Linked DNA regions of Homo sapiens: region 2 is linked to region 1. The links are chromatin loops, found by intact Hi-C in ENCODE. Cell type or tissue: body of pancreas. All regions are shown on one strand. Links, peaks and the distances in the headings refer to the core of each region. The heading gives the core; the rest is flanking DNA. Region 1 overlaps DIP2B (disco interacting protein 2 homolog B). Region 2 overlaps DIP2B (disco interacting protein 2 homolog B).

Evidence for each region. Peaks named below come from ENCODE experiments on the same cell type or tissue, not always from the same donor. Only the 100,000 strongest peaks of a DNase experiment are listed, where the experiment ranks them.
Region 2: a loop joins it to region 1, with 2.0 times the contacts of the local background. A loop is called at or near these places in 18 of 110 quality-filtered maps.

The regions. Positions count from the first base shown.
Region 1 is chr12:50,618,812-50,627,148 of GRCh38, reverse strand. It overlaps DIP2B (disco interacting protein 2 homolog B), which reads right to left. Exons shown (of 38, transcript NM_173602.3): 2 at 1,102-1,173. Among named protein-coding and RNA genes, the nearest start is that of DIP2B, 120 kb to the right of the region's middle. RefSeq lists an enhancer at 6,346-6,535. In body of pancreas, for the core only: no CTCF peak of the experiment used is centred there; a DNase peak (open chromatin) is centred at 5,058; H3K27ac peaks cover 1,338 bases.
Region 2 is chr12:50,559,733-50,568,069 of GRCh38, reverse strand. The region is part of intron 1 of DIP2B (disco interacting protein 2 homolog B); the gene reads right to left. Among named protein-coding and RNA genes, the nearest start is that of DIP2B, 59 kb to the right of the region's middle. In body of pancreas, for the core only: no CTCF peak of the experiment used is centred there; no DNase peak of the experiment used is centred there; H3K27ac peaks cover 1,026 bases.

The DNA of each region.
Region 1 (8,337 bases), core at 71-8,070:
GGTAACCTCCTCAACCCCTAGGTCATGCCTTGCTCAGCAAAAGCTGGCTTTTCACTAGCTGTCGCTGGCCCAATTTCCACCTCTTTTCTCTCAATTCATTTCTACATACACCTATTCATTGAGATATCTTAAATTAGCTGTCAGTGTATTGACCTACTAGTTTCTCTATGAAGGTATTTCCAAGAACAATACAGGAAATAAAACAAGCACATCAAAGAAATATATTGGTATATCACCATTATTTATTTATTTATTCCACTGTTCATTCAACAAATATTTACAGGCCATAAACCCTGTGCAAAGCTTACTATGAGAACTGTGGGAGATACAAAGTCCTCATGGTATTTATAATTCAGTAAAAAAAAAAAAAAAAAGCCATTAGTTCCACAAAGAACAGGCTTGCAGAAACACACTTTGGTTGAAGGGGGTAGAAAATCAGAAATAAAGACAAAACACCCTATAGTAAAAGTGATATAAGCAGAAATAGGCTGTCAAAGGAAATCCTGCAATCTGAGTAACTTTAAAAATATGATGATTATTTAGAGACAGCCTTGCTTAGAGGCAAAGGTTATGGCAACCCCTTTGGCATTAAGCATGAAATTAATTCAGGACTTTCTGATATATAAACAATGTGCTAGTCTCTCTATAGAAGCAGTAAGTCTGGCTTTGAATTAATCTACAAGTTCATTTAGGGTTTTACCCCCCAATCCTCAAGTATTGCCATTCGATAGGGGATCTGTCCTTCCTTCCTCCCTCTTGCTCTTCTTCATCACGGTTTGTGCACCATCATAAATACGATGTGGTTTTTCCATGGCTTGGAATTTTCTGCCATGGAATCATCTCAGTTATGCATAGTCTTTCACACACTACCACCCAAGTTCTGTGTAAATTATCTGATGACCTTAGGTATTTTTAAAAGTGCCTAGCACACAGCAGATGCTCATTAAGATTCATTTCCTCCTTTCTTTCCTTCCGTTTTTTTCTCTCCCCTGGTGAGGAAGGGAGGGAAAAACAGGAACAAACAAAAGATAGAGGTCTTGTAAGACAGCATCTTTTGGTGTAAAAATACTGAAAAAGTTGAAACCATTTTTTATTGCCTACCTTGTGTCTGCGGGCTGTAAGGAGATAGGAGTTTGGACCTTTTCTTTTCATAGCCCTTCTGGGTGATGTCCCCTAAAATAGCAAGAAACAGAAATAGGTTATGCATTATTCTTACTCTGTGGTTTTCCACTGTAAAAATAAAATTAATTACAGAGTTATAGAACTACCCCATATAGAGGCAGGGGGTTGGGGGGGGGAATGTATGGTTCTTTGCCAAGGATTTTGCTATGTATGATTTCCCACAGGCTTGGAGCTGACTTCCTGTAGAATACTGTAGAGCTTGTCCCAAAACCAATCTTGCATAGCAATATGTTGTATACCATGACAGAGATCCCCAAGTTCCTAGGCATCCCCAGCTTCCTTGGTATTTAAGATATCCCAAAATGGAATGCAGCAAGGCTGACAACGATTTCTCTCTGGAGTTTCAATTTACCAAATGAGTACAACTGGTTTCTGAGGTATTCACTTATACTGCTATACGAACCACATAAAAGTAAGAGAAGACAAAGTTCAGGCTCTGGATGGGATAATTAAAAGGACTTTCTGTACCCTAACACCTGTGCTGGAACCTGGGACTGGAATTCCCACATCCCCTCCCCTTGGTTCAATGCTTTGTCTTATTTACTCATGTGGCTCTCCTTTCCACAAAGTTAAATTTAAAAGTATGTATGATGCACAAATTAGTGCATATACAACAAATGCAATAAGGATAAACTGATAAATACAGGAGAAAATCTGTAGTTGAAGTGGCAAGAAATGGACTAGGTACTAAGGAAACGGAAATAGATAAATGAGTAGAGAGTAGGGTTAAAAGGAACAGGAAATGCAGAGAAACAAGAGGACGTTAAGGGAGAATGAGTGATTTAAAGCTGAGGGATGAAAGATATGTGGTGAGGTGACATGACAGAGCACTGTTTTCTGAAAAAGAACCTTTTAAAATAAGAGATAACTTTATTTACTGTGAAGCCTTACATAGAACCTAATATATAAAACAGGAAAAAAAGTCAAATTGTAGTATTAAAAGTACTTTAAACATTCAAAATTTTAATATCCACTTATTAGGGGAAAAAAGCATGTCTGACGGATACAAATTTGCAATCAAGGGTGATAAATGTCAGGTGCTGTTGGCCTCAGCCTCCAATGCTGCAGTGGATGATGGAGAGGAAGCAGGGATCACTAAAAAGGGCTAGAGCAGAGGACTTAACACTGCACTGCAGCAAGTTCACCCTTGCTGGGAGAATGAGTTGTCAGGAACCAAGACTAAAAGCCAGAAGGAGTAGATGTTGGTCCAGTGCTACTACAGAGATCTGGGTAAGAGTAAGTAGTAGCTTGAATTAAAGACAGTGGTAGAAGGGATGAATGAAGTGAATGAATTAAGAGGAAGACCATAGGATTTGCTGACTGCTTGAAAATAGGGGCCAGGTGCAGTGGCTCATGCCTGTAATCCCAGCACTTCAGTAGGTCGAGGTGGGTGGATCACAAGGTTGGGAGTTCAAGACCAACCTGGCCAACACGGTGAAACCCTGTCTCTACTAAAAATACAAAAAATTAGCTGGGTGTGGTGGCACATGTCTGTAATCCCAGCTACTCAGGAGACTGAGGCAGGAGAATTGCTTGAACCCGGGAGGTGATGGTTGCAGTGAGCCGAGATCGCGCCACTGCACTCCAGCCTAGGCAATGGAGCAAGACTCTGTCTCAGGAAAAAAGAAAGAAAGAAAGTAGGGTGAAGCTGGTTTCTTGCTTGAGGTGTGTGTTTGGTGAGGTCGAAGAAAAGAGTTAAGCTTAGGACAGGCCTGTGGGACACACAAGAAGAGACAGCTAATCAACAGTTGGTTTTATCTAGAACTCAGGAAAGAGAGATTTGGAATCATTGGGATATAGTTGAAAAATAAAATGATACAATCCTCTTAGAGTAATTTGCAAGTTTCTATCAAAATTGATTCAGCAGCTGTACTAAGAATTTATTCAATGATAACATTCACACACGTGCACAAAAATCATTAAGAGTATCCTGTGCTCTACTGTTTACAGTAAAAAAACAAACTGGCAGCAATCTAGATGCTTATATTATAGACCATCTATATCAGTGGCTTTCAACTAGGAGAGTTTTGTCCCCCAGGAGACATGTGACAATGTTGGGAAACATTTTTGTCACCATGGAAGAAGAGGTGCTACTGGCATCTAGGGGATAGAGGTCAGGGATGCTGCTAACAACCTGCAATGTCCCACAACAAAGATTTATCCAGCCCAAAATGCCAGCAGTGCTGAGGATGAAAAACTCTAATCTATATAATAATGGGCAAGTAATCCAAATATATTGCCACAGGAGATGTAATACATTACGTGTAAAAGGCAAGCTGCAGAACAGTAGGTATAACATCATCTGATTCCGTAAAAAATTAAAAAAATTTTTAAAAACAGTAATAGGTATGTTTGCATATACACAGAAAATAATCTGGAAGGCTATATACTAAATTGTTTATCCTTGGGTGAGTGAGAGTGTGTGTGTGTGTGTGTGCGTGTGTGTGTGTGTGTGTCTGGAAGGCTATATACTAAATTGTTTATACTTGGGTGAGTGAGAGAGAGAGAGAGAGAGAGAGAGAGAGAGAGTGTGTGTGTGTGTGTGTGTGTGTGTGTGTGTGTGTGTGTGTGTGTAGATACATATATTTTGGAGGCAGGGTCTCCCTCTATCACCCAGGCTGGAGGGAGTGCAGTGGTGTGATCATAGCTCACGGCAACCTCAAACTCCTGGGCTCAAGGGATCTTCCCACCTCAGCCTCCCAAGTGGCTGGCACGCCACCATGCCTGGCTAGTTTTTAAATTTTTTCTCAAGACAGAATCTCGCTTTGTTGCCCGGGCTGGTCTTGAACTCCTGGGCTCAAGCAATCCTCTCGTCTCGGTCTCCCAAAGTGCTAGAATTACAGGTGTGAGCCACACCTGGCCTGTTTTATATACTTTAGTAGAGTTTGATTTTTAAAAACTAAGCCTGATTTATATTAATTCAAAAGTACACATCTTTCTAAGAACGAACGGTCCATAGGTGTATATTTGCTAACAAGGTGGTTTACACAGTATATTCAATTTTAAGAATGATATTTTTGATAGGTCATTAGATGGGGTAAAAAAAAAAAAAAATAGCTGGGCAAGGTGGCTCACGCCTGTAATCCCAGCACTTTGGGAGGCCGAGGCACGCAGATCACCTAAGGTCAGGAGTTCGAGACCAGCCTGGCCAGCATGGTGAAACCCTGTCTCTGCTAAAAATACAAAAATTAGCTGAGAGTGGTGGCGCGTGCCTGTAGTCTCAGCTACTCAGGAGACTGAGGCAGGAGAATCGCTTGAACACAGGAGGCAGAGGTTACTGCGGTGAGCTGAGATCACACCGCTGTACTCCAGCCTGGGCAACAAGAGTGAAACTCCATCTCAAAAAAAAAAGGAATAATGTGTTTGCACACATGTAAAATTTTTTTCTGTGTATGCACTGGAAAAGTGTGCATGTTTACCCACCAAAATATTAACAGTGGTTAGTTATGGCTTGCAAGATTATGAAGTGGTTTTATAGTTTCTTTTCCTTCTTGCTCTTATTTTCTAATTTTTCTGCAATGAACATTATTTCAAGAAACAATAAATATTTTAAAACTTCAATCATGACTACTTACTACACTATACAAATTTAATCACAATGGTCCTTCATCTGTTTCCCTAGTAAAATACAGAAACTGAATTTTTGTTAAAAAATAATTAATTAAACCTTTTCAAAGCAGCCAACTCAAGACTTCAGGGAATTTCAAACAGTAAATACAGCTAACAGGGGTACAGAAGCCTACCAAGTAAACCGTCATTAGAAACAGGAAACCATGTCTTTTATTGTAAAAGAAATACCAAAGCATTCTTCTGTTCCATTCGCCACTCACAAGATCTCCTACCTCCACCCCCTACCCTGGCACAAAGGCCACTTCTGATGGCTCAGAACACATCTGGCAGAGTGACAAAGTGAAAGGCCTTTAAAAAGCTTTCTTCAGTGCTTAAGTCTCAGTCAGGCAATGTCAGTAAATGATCGTGGGACAATCTGTTAGATTTGGCATCCTGGATATTAATCAACTACTAACCACCTCAGGTTTTGAAAGAGGTCAATCAAGACAGTCTAGTTCAGCCATGCCAATTAGCTCCATCAGATCCACAAACGAGCAAAGAAATTAAGGAGACCTGGAAGAAGCTGAGCTGCAGTGAGAATGCGAGGACTACAATGCTAGGCCTACAGTATCTTTAAAATGCTCCCCCTCCCCGTTTTCTGACTACAAGACCCTGTGCTCAAAAGTCACCCCTCTGTGATGCCTTCCACTACTTCCTCCTAGTGCGCCTACAAATCTGCATACATATCTGTGATAGCACTTAGCACCCACTGGTATTTTAATTATGTGTTTACACCCCATGTCTCCCTACTAGACTGTGCACTTGAGGGCAGGGATTGTGTCTTGTTTATCACTGTAGCCCACCCACAGCCTGGCACAATAGACGCTTGTTGAACAAGTGACTGAATGAATTAATAAAATGGAGGCAGTGAGAGAATAATAAATCAAACAGACATGTGTACTTGGTGGAAAACTAGAAATGGGAGAAAAAGAGTTCTTTAGCAAGAGCTGAAAGGCTCAGGGAATGGAATTTAGTGGACCAGAAGTTTACCGAAACTTGACAGCTAGATCTTAAAGGTGAACAAAAAAGCAATGCTTGGACTGCCTGAAGAGAGGAATAATATATAAATCACAAGGCACTAAAAGCTAAGAACTCCAAGCCAGATATAGATACATCCCTTAGCTAGAGGGCAAGACCAGACAGAAAGAAATCAGTGAGAATCTGTTATTTCACATTTCTGTGGTTGCCACCACTTATAGTCTGTGCTCTTAAATCATCCTCACCACCTGTACTTACACAGATTTTGCTGCACTAAAGCAATGTTTTTCAACCTTGTCCAATTTTTAAGATTCTCCCAAGGAACTTGCAAAAATACGAATTCCCAGACCCCTCCCATGGAGACTCTGATGCACTAAGTCTGGATTAAGATCCAGAAATCTCTACTTCTAACAAGCATCTTCCAATGAGTCCTAAAGCCAGGCAAGTTTGGAAATTGCTGCAGTGAGGAATCCTGTCTGGTGTATGCTGGATGGTTCTGCAGACTGAATGTGAGGAGGGAACTGATTGGGAGGAGGGGGAAGAATGCTGGCTGGGCTATCCAGCCACAAGGGAGAGCACAGAACCTCTGGAGCTCAGACACTGAGTCACACCACAGGCTTTCTTACTCAGAACAGACTTTTTGCCATCTGGCATATAGAACAAAAAGGAGAATCATAATGATACCTATATAAAATTTGCATTAAAATGGCATATAAGGTAAACCTGTTGTTCAAGTTTTTTTGAGAAATAAATACAGGGAGGATTAGCCTTCCCCTCCCACTAGAGTAACGTCTTTTGTCCAGGTGCCTGCAGCGCTTGGCAGGAGTGGAGGCAGGCATAGAGCCTTGTATGAAGACACTGACCTAAACCAACAAGAGAATGGTCGTGGCGAGTCTGCGACCCACACGCTGTGAGACTGTCCAGCTGCATCAGAATTACCACAGTCTTCAGCAGCCAGCAGCAGACATACAGAAAGACACATGTGTGAGGCTGAGTATAAAGGACTTATGTTTCCAACTTCTTTCCTCACCACCTGGGATCAATGAAAACAGCTTGGCACAAGTGGCCCACAAATCATCTTCAAGTTGATTGAGAGAGGGCTGTGAGGAGGCGTGCGTGAGCCTGCCAGCCACCCAAGCCTCCTAAAAGCCACAAGGTGGTAGGGAGAACAGTCGCATAAGTAGTGAGCAGTTAGTGTGTATTTACACCAGTCAGGTGGGTGACACTGCTGTGGTGAAGAGCTCAAGGGTCTGAGCTAGACAGAACCACATCTGAGGCAAAAGGACTCTAGACAAGTTTTATTTCTTGATAAATCTGTTTCTTTCTTTTTCTAAGACAGGGTCTCACTCTGTCACCCAGGCCGGAGTGCAGTGGCATGATCATGGCTCACTTGTGGGCTCAAGTGACCCTCCTGCCTCAGCCTCCTGAGTATCTGGGACCAGATGGGTGTGCTATCACACCCAGCTAATTTTTAAAAAGTTTTTTTTATAGAGACAAGGGTCTCACTATTGCCCAGGCTGGTCTCAAACTCCTGGGCTCAAGCAATCCTCCTGCCTTGGCCTCCCAAAGTGTTGGGATTACAGGTGTGAACCAATGCGCTCAGCAGAGCCTCAGTTTCTACATCTGTGAAATGGGGAACAGTCTCTCCCTTGCAAAGTTTTCATTGTGATTTAAAATATAGGGTCTGGGCTATGGAAAATAACATCAACAAACATTACTAAAAGCCTACCCTACTGGCCAAGTGGGGACAATTATGTCGCAGAGAAGAGGCACAGGCAAACAAACATGACTAACACTCTATAATTAAGCGCCATGGGAGACACGTACACAAATGCAGCACCTTCTGGAACCCAGAAGGAAGCATCACGATCTTGGCCTGAGTAGGGAAAGGAATGCTTCACGGAGCAGACGACATTTGGTTTGGGTCTGGCTTTTCATTCTCTTATCAGAAAGGTGATATAAATTCCTAACGATACAGTCACTTAGTGGTTTGCTAGTTGTACTCTGCTGCTGACTGGCTCTGTATGGGCATGGCCATGTTTGGTAGTTGTTCAGGATTCCTATCTCCCAAGAAATGTGGCAATGCTAAGTAACTTTCATTTATGACCTTGTGCAGTACCTTGAGCAATTAGGGGCTAAATAAACACAACATCTGAAAAATTCTGGAGGGTCATCAAGTCATATGTATAACTTTTTCTATCGGGAGCAGTCTTAATGGACAGAGAGCAAGGGTTACAGCTGCAGCCATAAACTTTCTGCCCCAGTGGAAATAAAAGAGCATATGCCATGCAACCCTGCTTTAAAGTCACAGCTATGCAGTCAGGGGTGGTGATAGAGGGTGGGGGGACTTTGGGAAGGAAAGAAAAGCATTTTTGAGCACTGAATGGATGATATGCAGGTCATTAAACAAAGACAAATAAAATAGTATCTTTGCCTTCAAGGAGTTCCCAGTCTAAACAAATATTACAATAAAAGTACAAGTGCTACACTCAAGATTATTTGCAAAGTCCCATGGGAGCAAGGAGAGAATGGTAATGAAAATTATAATACTCGATAAGAACATATAAG
Region 2 (8,337 bases), core at 48-8,047, 59 kb after region 1:
ACTCGAGATCTGAACTTAACCAAGTTGACTCCATGCTTAAAAAAACAAACAACTCAACATTCTCCAGAGGATTGTAATAGGACCCAAAGTCTCACAATGTAATATTCAATATGAACCACACATAATCCAAAATTACTCAACATACAAAGGACCAAGAAAATATGACCAATTCTTGGGAGAAAGACAATCAACAGATACCCAAACGGAAATTAAACAGATAATAGAATTATCAAAGAATTTTAGGCCGGGCACGATGGCTCATGCCTGTAGTCCCAGCACTTTGGGAAGCCAAGGCGGGCAGATCATCTGAGGTCAGGAGTTCGAGACCAGCCTGGCCAACACTGCGAAACCCCATCTCTACTAAAACTACAAAAATTAGCCAAGCATGGTGGCGGGCGCCTGTAATCCCAGCTACTTGGGAGGCTGAAGCAGGAGAATTGCTTGAACCCGGGTGGTAAAGGTTGCAGTAAGCCAAGATGGCGCCACTGCACTCCAGCTTGCGTGACAGAGCAAGACTCCATCTCAAAATAAAAAAAAAGATTTTTAAAGCGGTTATTATAGCCATGCTCCATGAGGTAAAGGTAAACACTCTGAAAGACAGATGTTTTCAGCAGAGAAATAGAAACTATGAAAAAGCTATAAATGGATGATGTACAGTTCTGTAGTTTGTGGCAGTAGTTACATGAAGCTACACATGTGCTAAAATAGCAGAAAACTATACACACACACATGCAGGTATACATGGAAAAATCTCAATAAAATCTGTGGATTGCACCAATGTCAATTTCTTTGTATTAATAATGTACTACAGTTATGCAAGATGTTAACACTGGGAGAGGCTGGGAAAAGGGTTCATGGGATCTTTCTGTACATATCTTTGCAACTTCCTATAAATCTGTAATTATTTCAAAATAAAAGTGTTTTTTAAAGAACCAAATGGAAATTTTACAACAGAAAAGTGTGTCAAATAAAAAGATCACAATACAAGCTAAATCGAATAATTGTGATAGCAAAAAACAAACAAAAAAAAAGTCAGTGCACATACAGATCAATAGAATGATTCAATTTCTTTCTTTCTTTTTTTTTTTTTTTTTTTTTGAGACGGAGTCTCGCTCTGTCACCCAGGCTGGAGTGCAGTGGCGCGATCTCGGCTCACTGCAAGCTCCGCCTCCGGGGTTCACACCATTCTCCTGCCTCAGCCTCCCGAGTAGCTGGGACTACAGGCGCCCGCCACCACGCCTGGCTAATTTTTTGTATTTTGTTTAGTAGAGACGGGGTTTCACCGTGTTAGCCAGGATGGTCTCGATCTCCTGACCTTGTGATCTGCCCATCTCAGCCTCCCAAAGTGCTGGGATTATAGGTGTGAGCCACTGCGCCCAGCCATATGATTCAATTTCAAGAACAGAAAAAGAAATCAAAAAATCTAACAGAGCCTCAGAGACCTGTGAGACACTATCAAAAGACCTAACATTCATGTCACTGGAACCACAGAAGGAAAGAAGAAAACAAATTATTGGTATAGAAAGAGTAATTGAAAAAATAATGGCTGCAAACTTCCAAATTTATTGGAAAACATAAATTCACAGATTGAAGGAGAATCTCAAACAAAAAAAGACACATTATATGTAATGAAACCAGAATTAAAATAAATGGGCTTTCTTGTCAGAAATCACGGAAGCCAAAAGACAGTGCAAACAATATTTTTTAAATGCCAAGAGAAAAGTACTATTGGCTGGGCATGGTGGCTCAAGCCTGTAATCTCAGCAGTCTGGGAAGCCAAGGAAGGCAGACTCCTTGAGCCCAGGAGTTTAAGGCCAGCCTGGGCAACATGGCAAAATTCCAACTTTACAAAAAAACAAATTAGCTGGGCATGGTGGCATGCACCTGTAGTCTCAGCTACTCAGGAAGCTGAGGTGGAAGGATCACTTGAGTTCAGGAGGTTGAGGCTGCAATGAGCCATAATCATGCCACTGCACTCCAGCCTGAGTGACAGAGCAAGACCCTGTCTCAGAAAAAAAGAAAAGAAAAAGTACTGTCGATTCAGAATTCTAAATTCAGTGAAGATTTTTCTGTAAAACTAAAATTTTTCTAAAATAAAAATTTCACTGTTTAAAAAAAAAAGATGAAATGGATAAATTTCGAGACATATAAAATGCCCAAATAGGCACACACACAAAAACTGTGAACTACTTAGATTAAGCAGTTAACAGGACCCCAAAGGGGTAAATCAATTTTGAAAATGACTTTCATTTTTCCATTCAAATTTTAGAATGTTTGCCAAATTCCTTGAGAAAATAGATGAAATTTAATTGGGACTACATTGACTTTTTAAGATTAATTTGAGGGTGAAATGATGCCTTTTTAATTGATGTATCCTACTAGATGTGAAGACACAACACAAAGCAGAGTAATAAAAACAGCTGGCATTGACGTAACAAACATAACTACAGTTATCTATATCCAATAAAACAGACCAGAGCTCTTAGAATGCCATGGAAATATGGGAACATGATATATAAGAGTAGTGGCACAGATCACAAGGTCAAGAGATCGAGACCATCCTAGCTAACACAGTGAAACCCCGTCTCTACTAAAAATACAAAACAATTAGCCGGGCGTGGTGGCGGGCGCCTGTAGTCCCAGCTACTCAGGAGGCTGAGGCAGGAGAATGGCATGAACCCAGGAGGTGGAGCTTGGAGTAAGCCGAGATCGCACCACTGCACTCTAGCCTGGGCAACAGAGTGACCCATCTCAAAAAAAAAAATAGTGGCACCAGCTGGCATGGTGGCTCATGCCTGCAATCCCAGCACTTTGGGAGGCTGAGGCAGGCAGATCATTTGAGCCCAGGAGTTCAAGACAAGCCTGACCAACATGACGAGATCTCATCTCCACAAAAAAATAAAAGCAGGTGTGGCAGTGCATGCCTTTAGTCCCAGCTACTCAGGGGGCTGAGCTGGGAGGATCACTTGAGTCGGGAGGTCAAGGCTATAGTGAGCTGTGAGTGCACCACTGCACTCCAGCCTGGGTGAAAGAATAAGCTCTGTCTCCAAAAAAAAAATAGTGGCACCACAAACTAGTTCATGTGGTTAGGAAAATGGCCTCAATACGTGCAGAAAAATAAAACTGGATTACTATTCTATGTCATATATAATGATGGACTCAGGTGGAAGATCTCATGGGAAATGCTGACTTATGAAATACATAATTAAAAATGCAGAATATCTTCATATTTCCAGAAGACCATAAAGTAAAAGATTATGGACTTCCTATATCAAAATTAAGCCCTACTCAGCAAAAGGTACCAATGACAAAATTAACATACTATGACAGATGAAGAAAAGGCAAATACCAGGCTAATATTCTAAACTCTACAAAAACACTCTGTAAATCAAACAGGAAAAGACAGAAACTCTAATTAAAGAAGTGGGCCAGGGATATGAACAGGTAATTCACAGAGGGGGCGTTCATATGGTCTTAATGGTATATAAAGAAACGCTGCCATTCAGTAACTGGAGAATACAAATTAAAACAACATTAAGATACCACTTTACCCCATCAGATAGACAACAATTAGAAAGCTGGATAAACAGCTTTCTGTTTCCTATTTCTGAAGAAATAGGAAATGTTGCACAATCTGAAAAAGTGCCCAAATTTGGCAGTGCTTAATCAAATTAAGTACAGCAATCTACTCTTATGCATACATTGAAAGAAATTCTCCCACCATAACAGAACAAGCACAACAATGTTCATCCCATCGTCTGCAGCAGTGGGAAGTTGAAAATAATCTGGTGTCCATCACCGAAAGAACAAATCATTTAAGGAAAGGCAGATGGTGGTTAGATTAGAAACAAAGAACTAGGTATATACACAGCAACACAGTCCCTAAATAGTACCAAGAGAATACAGTACCATTTAGGTAAGTTTAACAAATCACACACACACACACACGCAAGAACCCAGCACTACATATTTACAAAACTGCATACAAATATAGGGATACTTACCAAATACATTACAACAGTTTAACTATGGGGAAATAGGAACAGAAGTGGAAAGTGGAGGTAAAAAAGAAATTAATTAATCTGAAGAGCTAAGAGAGAGGACTTGCACAGACCAATGCTGATGCTATGTTATGAAATGTGATGTCATTAGCTCAATCCTTACCACCTGAGGACTAAAAAAATAAATCCAGCAAATATCCTGCTAAAATTTCAAGAATGAAGGATCAAAGAAGTTAAGGTACACAGAATGAGCTTTTAAAAAAAAAAAAATTAGGCTGGGCAAGGTGGCTTATGCCTGTAAACCCAACACTTTGGGAGGGAAAGGTGGCAGGCTTGCTTGAGCCTAGGAGTTTGAGAGCAGCCTGGGCAATATAGTGACACCCCATACCCATAAAAAGTTTAAAAATTAGCCAGGTATGGTGGCCCACACCAGTAGTCCCAGCTACTTGGGAGGCTTAGGCAAGAGAAGAGGATCACTTAAGCCCAGGAGTTGGAGGCTAGAGCGAGCTATAATCACACTGCCTCACTCAGCCTGAGCAATAGAGCAAGATACTGCCTTTAAAAAAAAAAAAAAAAAAAAAAGGCCAGGTGCAGTGGCTCATACCTGTAATCCCAGCACTTTGGGAGGCCAAGGCAGGCAGATTGCTTGAGTCCATGAGTTCAAGACCAGCCTGGGCAATATGGCAAAATCCAGCCTCTACAAAAAATACAAAAATTAGCCAGGACTGGTGGCATGCACCTATAGATCTAGCCACTCAGGAGGCTGAGGTGGAAGAATCGTTTGAGCCCAGGCGGGGCAGACTGCAGTGAGCCAAGATCACGTCACTGCACTCCAGCCTGGGCAACAGAGAGAGACCATATCTCAGAAGAAGAAAAGAAACAAAGTGGAAGAAAATACATCTCAACAAAACTTAAGCATATGTTGGAAATAGATAACCAGCAGCTCCCAAATGACTCAAACAAATGAAAACTGATGAACAGGTCTTCTGTTGGTTCCATGAGTAAGTCAAGCTGTGGTTAATAATCTTCAAACTTTTAGCAATCGTTCTACACTAATTTTATTAGAGTATTATAGGTTTTTTGTGGCAGCTAAGCCAACTGAGATATTGGTTTTAAAAGGTAGCTAGAATATATTTAGTGGTACGTAAGAGTTAAAATTATTCTTTTGGCACTGACACAGCTAAATTATTTGCCTTATAGTATTGTATTACAATCAATCAGTCTCTCTCCCTCACACACAAACACACATCACAGCCACAAAGTCATATGTACTGTATTTAGGTGATAATTTAGTCTGACCATAAAAAAGCCTGAGAATTTTTTTTTTTTTTTCTGAGTCAGGGTCACTCTGTCACCCAGTCTGGAGTGCAGTGGCATGATCTCAGCTCACTGCAGCCTCGACAACTTCCCCAGGCTCAGATGATCCTCCCATCTCAGCCTCTCCAGTAGCTGAGACCACAGGAGCACATCACCATGCCTGGCTAACTTTTTTATTTTTTGTAGAGAGGGGTTTTGCATGTTGCCCAGGCTGGTCTCGAACTCCTGGGCTCAAGCAATCCACTGCCCTCGGTTTCCCAAAGTGCTAGGAATGCAGGCATGAGCCACCGTGCCCGACTAGAATTTTTTTTTTTTAAAGAAAATTAACTCTGTAACTTTCAAATATATAAATGGCATTGCTGAAATAAGATAGGAAAGCCCTGTTCTATGCTTTTAAGCATTTGCTCCAACCCTATATACGGAAGAGACCTAAATAACCTCCCCTCTTATTCTTATTACCATACACACTCCCTCACTATGCTATATAACCTTCTGTATTCTAGAATCAGGTATTACCATTATCTAAGACTTGCTAGGAAATCTGGAAGAACAGCTTGTTACCCTTTCTCTACCGCCCTTCTTCTCCACCTCTTTGTATTCCAAAGCCTGCTCCTGGCAGTCAAGGTCAGGGAGATAACTAAAATAATTTACTGTCACTTTAGAAATTGATTTCAAATATCTGAATGATACCTTATTTATTCTCTTTAAATTCAATCAACAGCCACTTATAAGCCTGTCAATACAGAGATAACAAACATGATCTTATTCTATCTTATTCTACTACTAGAATAAGAACCCTTCAAAGAGAAGCAGACCAATATTTATAAAAGAGATGGTAGAACAGGTCAGGCATGGTGGTTCATGCCTGTAATCCCCGCATTTTAGGAGGCCGACATGGGTGGATCACTTGAGGCCAGAAGTTCGAGACCACCCTGGCCAACATGGGTGAAACCCAGTCTCTACTAAAAATACAAAAATTAGCCAAGCATGGTTGCACACGCCTGTAATCCCAGCTACTCAGGAGGCTGAGGCACAAGAATCACTTGAACCCGGAAGGCAGAGGTTGCAGTAAGCAGAGATCATGCCACTGCATTCCAGCCTAGGCAACAAAGCGACTCTGTCTCAATCAATCAATAATACAACAAATTTATATATGCAAAAATTATAGACAGCATCTTCGGGAGTATCGTTTCCATAAATTAAGGTGTTCTGTTATCTGAGATGCAATGTGTTTATGGATGTGCTACTTTAACTGATAGTACTCTGAATAGTTTCACAGAAGCCCTAAGACAGATTTGTAGCTCTCACTTAAAAAAAAAAAATTAACTAGGTGAAAGCCATCACCTAAGATGGAGGTAGTGAATAAAGGTCTGCATTCAGAAACATTAGAAAACATCTACAAAAGATTCCTGTACCTTTTAATAACTCTGGAAATATTATGACAAATGTAGACTACATAGTATATAAATACACTCAGCTTTAAGAACCTGGAAATGTCTCCCCTTCTAAATGATGGCCTCTAGCACAGTTAATGAAGAATGATCCATAGAAATAAAACTTAAATATTCACCCTTGGCTGCATGGAGGAAGGGCAAGAAAAGGTAAGTTATCTAGCTTTCCTTAAACAATTGATATTGAGTAAACAGAGGAGAAAAGGCCTGTGATTCAAATATAATTTACTGCCAATCTAATGTGCATAGGGGTTAGAGGAATGCACTCTTATATAGGTTGCTATTTCCTAAAGTTTTATTCTATGGAATAAATTTAAGAAATATTAAGTTGTAAAAATGTGAAAACAGTTTATTTGCCAGACACTTCTCTAAGCCTTTAACATGTTACTGTTTAAGATGACTGTCAAAGATAAGAAATTAAACCACTAAATTTTATAAATGAACTATCTCACTGAGATTAGTGATCATCAGGCTGTAAATTGAGAAAGATCATTCTCTGATCATCAGAATATAATTTGAGAAAGACTTTTTTATTTATTTATTTTTTTTTGAGACAGGGTCTCACTCTGTCGCCCAGGCTGGAGCGCAGTGGCGCAACCTCAGCTTACTGCAACCTCTGCCTCCCGGCTTCAAGCAATTCTCATGCCTCAGCCTCCCAAGCAGCTGGGATTACAGGCATGCACCACCACGCTTGGCTGATTTTTGAATTTTTATTTATTTATTTTTATTTGCTTTCTCTTTTTAGACAGAGTTTCACTCTTGTTGCCCAGGCTGGAGTGAATTCAGCTCACTGTAACCTCCGCCTCCCAGGTTCAAGTGATTCTCCTGCCTCAGCCTCCCAAGTAGCTGGGATTACAGGTACATGCCACCACGCCCAGCTAAGTTTTTTGCTTTTTTTTTTTTTGGAGATGGAGTCTTGCTCCGTTGCCCAAGCTGGAATGCAGTGGCTGCGATCTCGGCTCACTGCAAGCTCCACCTCCCAGGTTCACGCCATTTTCCTGCCTCAGCCTCCCGAGTAGCTGGGACTTCAGGTGCATGCCACCACACCCGGCTAATTTTTTTGTATTTTTAGTAGAGACGGGGTTTCACTGTATTAGCCAAGATGGTCTCGATCTCCTGACCTCGTGATCCACCCGCCTCAGCCTCCCAAAGCGCTAGGATTAAAGGGCTAATTTTTTGTATTTTTAGTAGAGATGGGGTTTCACCATGTTGGCCGGGCTGATCTCGAACTCTTGGCCTCAAGTGATCCACCCACCTCGGCCTCCCGAAGTGATGAGATTACAGACATGAGCCACCATGCCTGGCTGAGAAAGATCATTCTCGATTGTAAACCCTATGAGGGTAGGAAACAAGATATATTTTTAAAAATCTTTACACGGCTTATACTTGTACACAGGCACACAAGAACAACGGTTGTATTAAATTTGGTGTGCTACATTTCACCCCTCTACAAGGGCAAAGACTAATTTTAAATATCTTTGTATTCCATCCCCACTCCCAAGGCCAAAACATCTATGATACCTTGTAAGTGTTAAAGACCTATGGTACTAGAAATTGTGTGTGTGTGT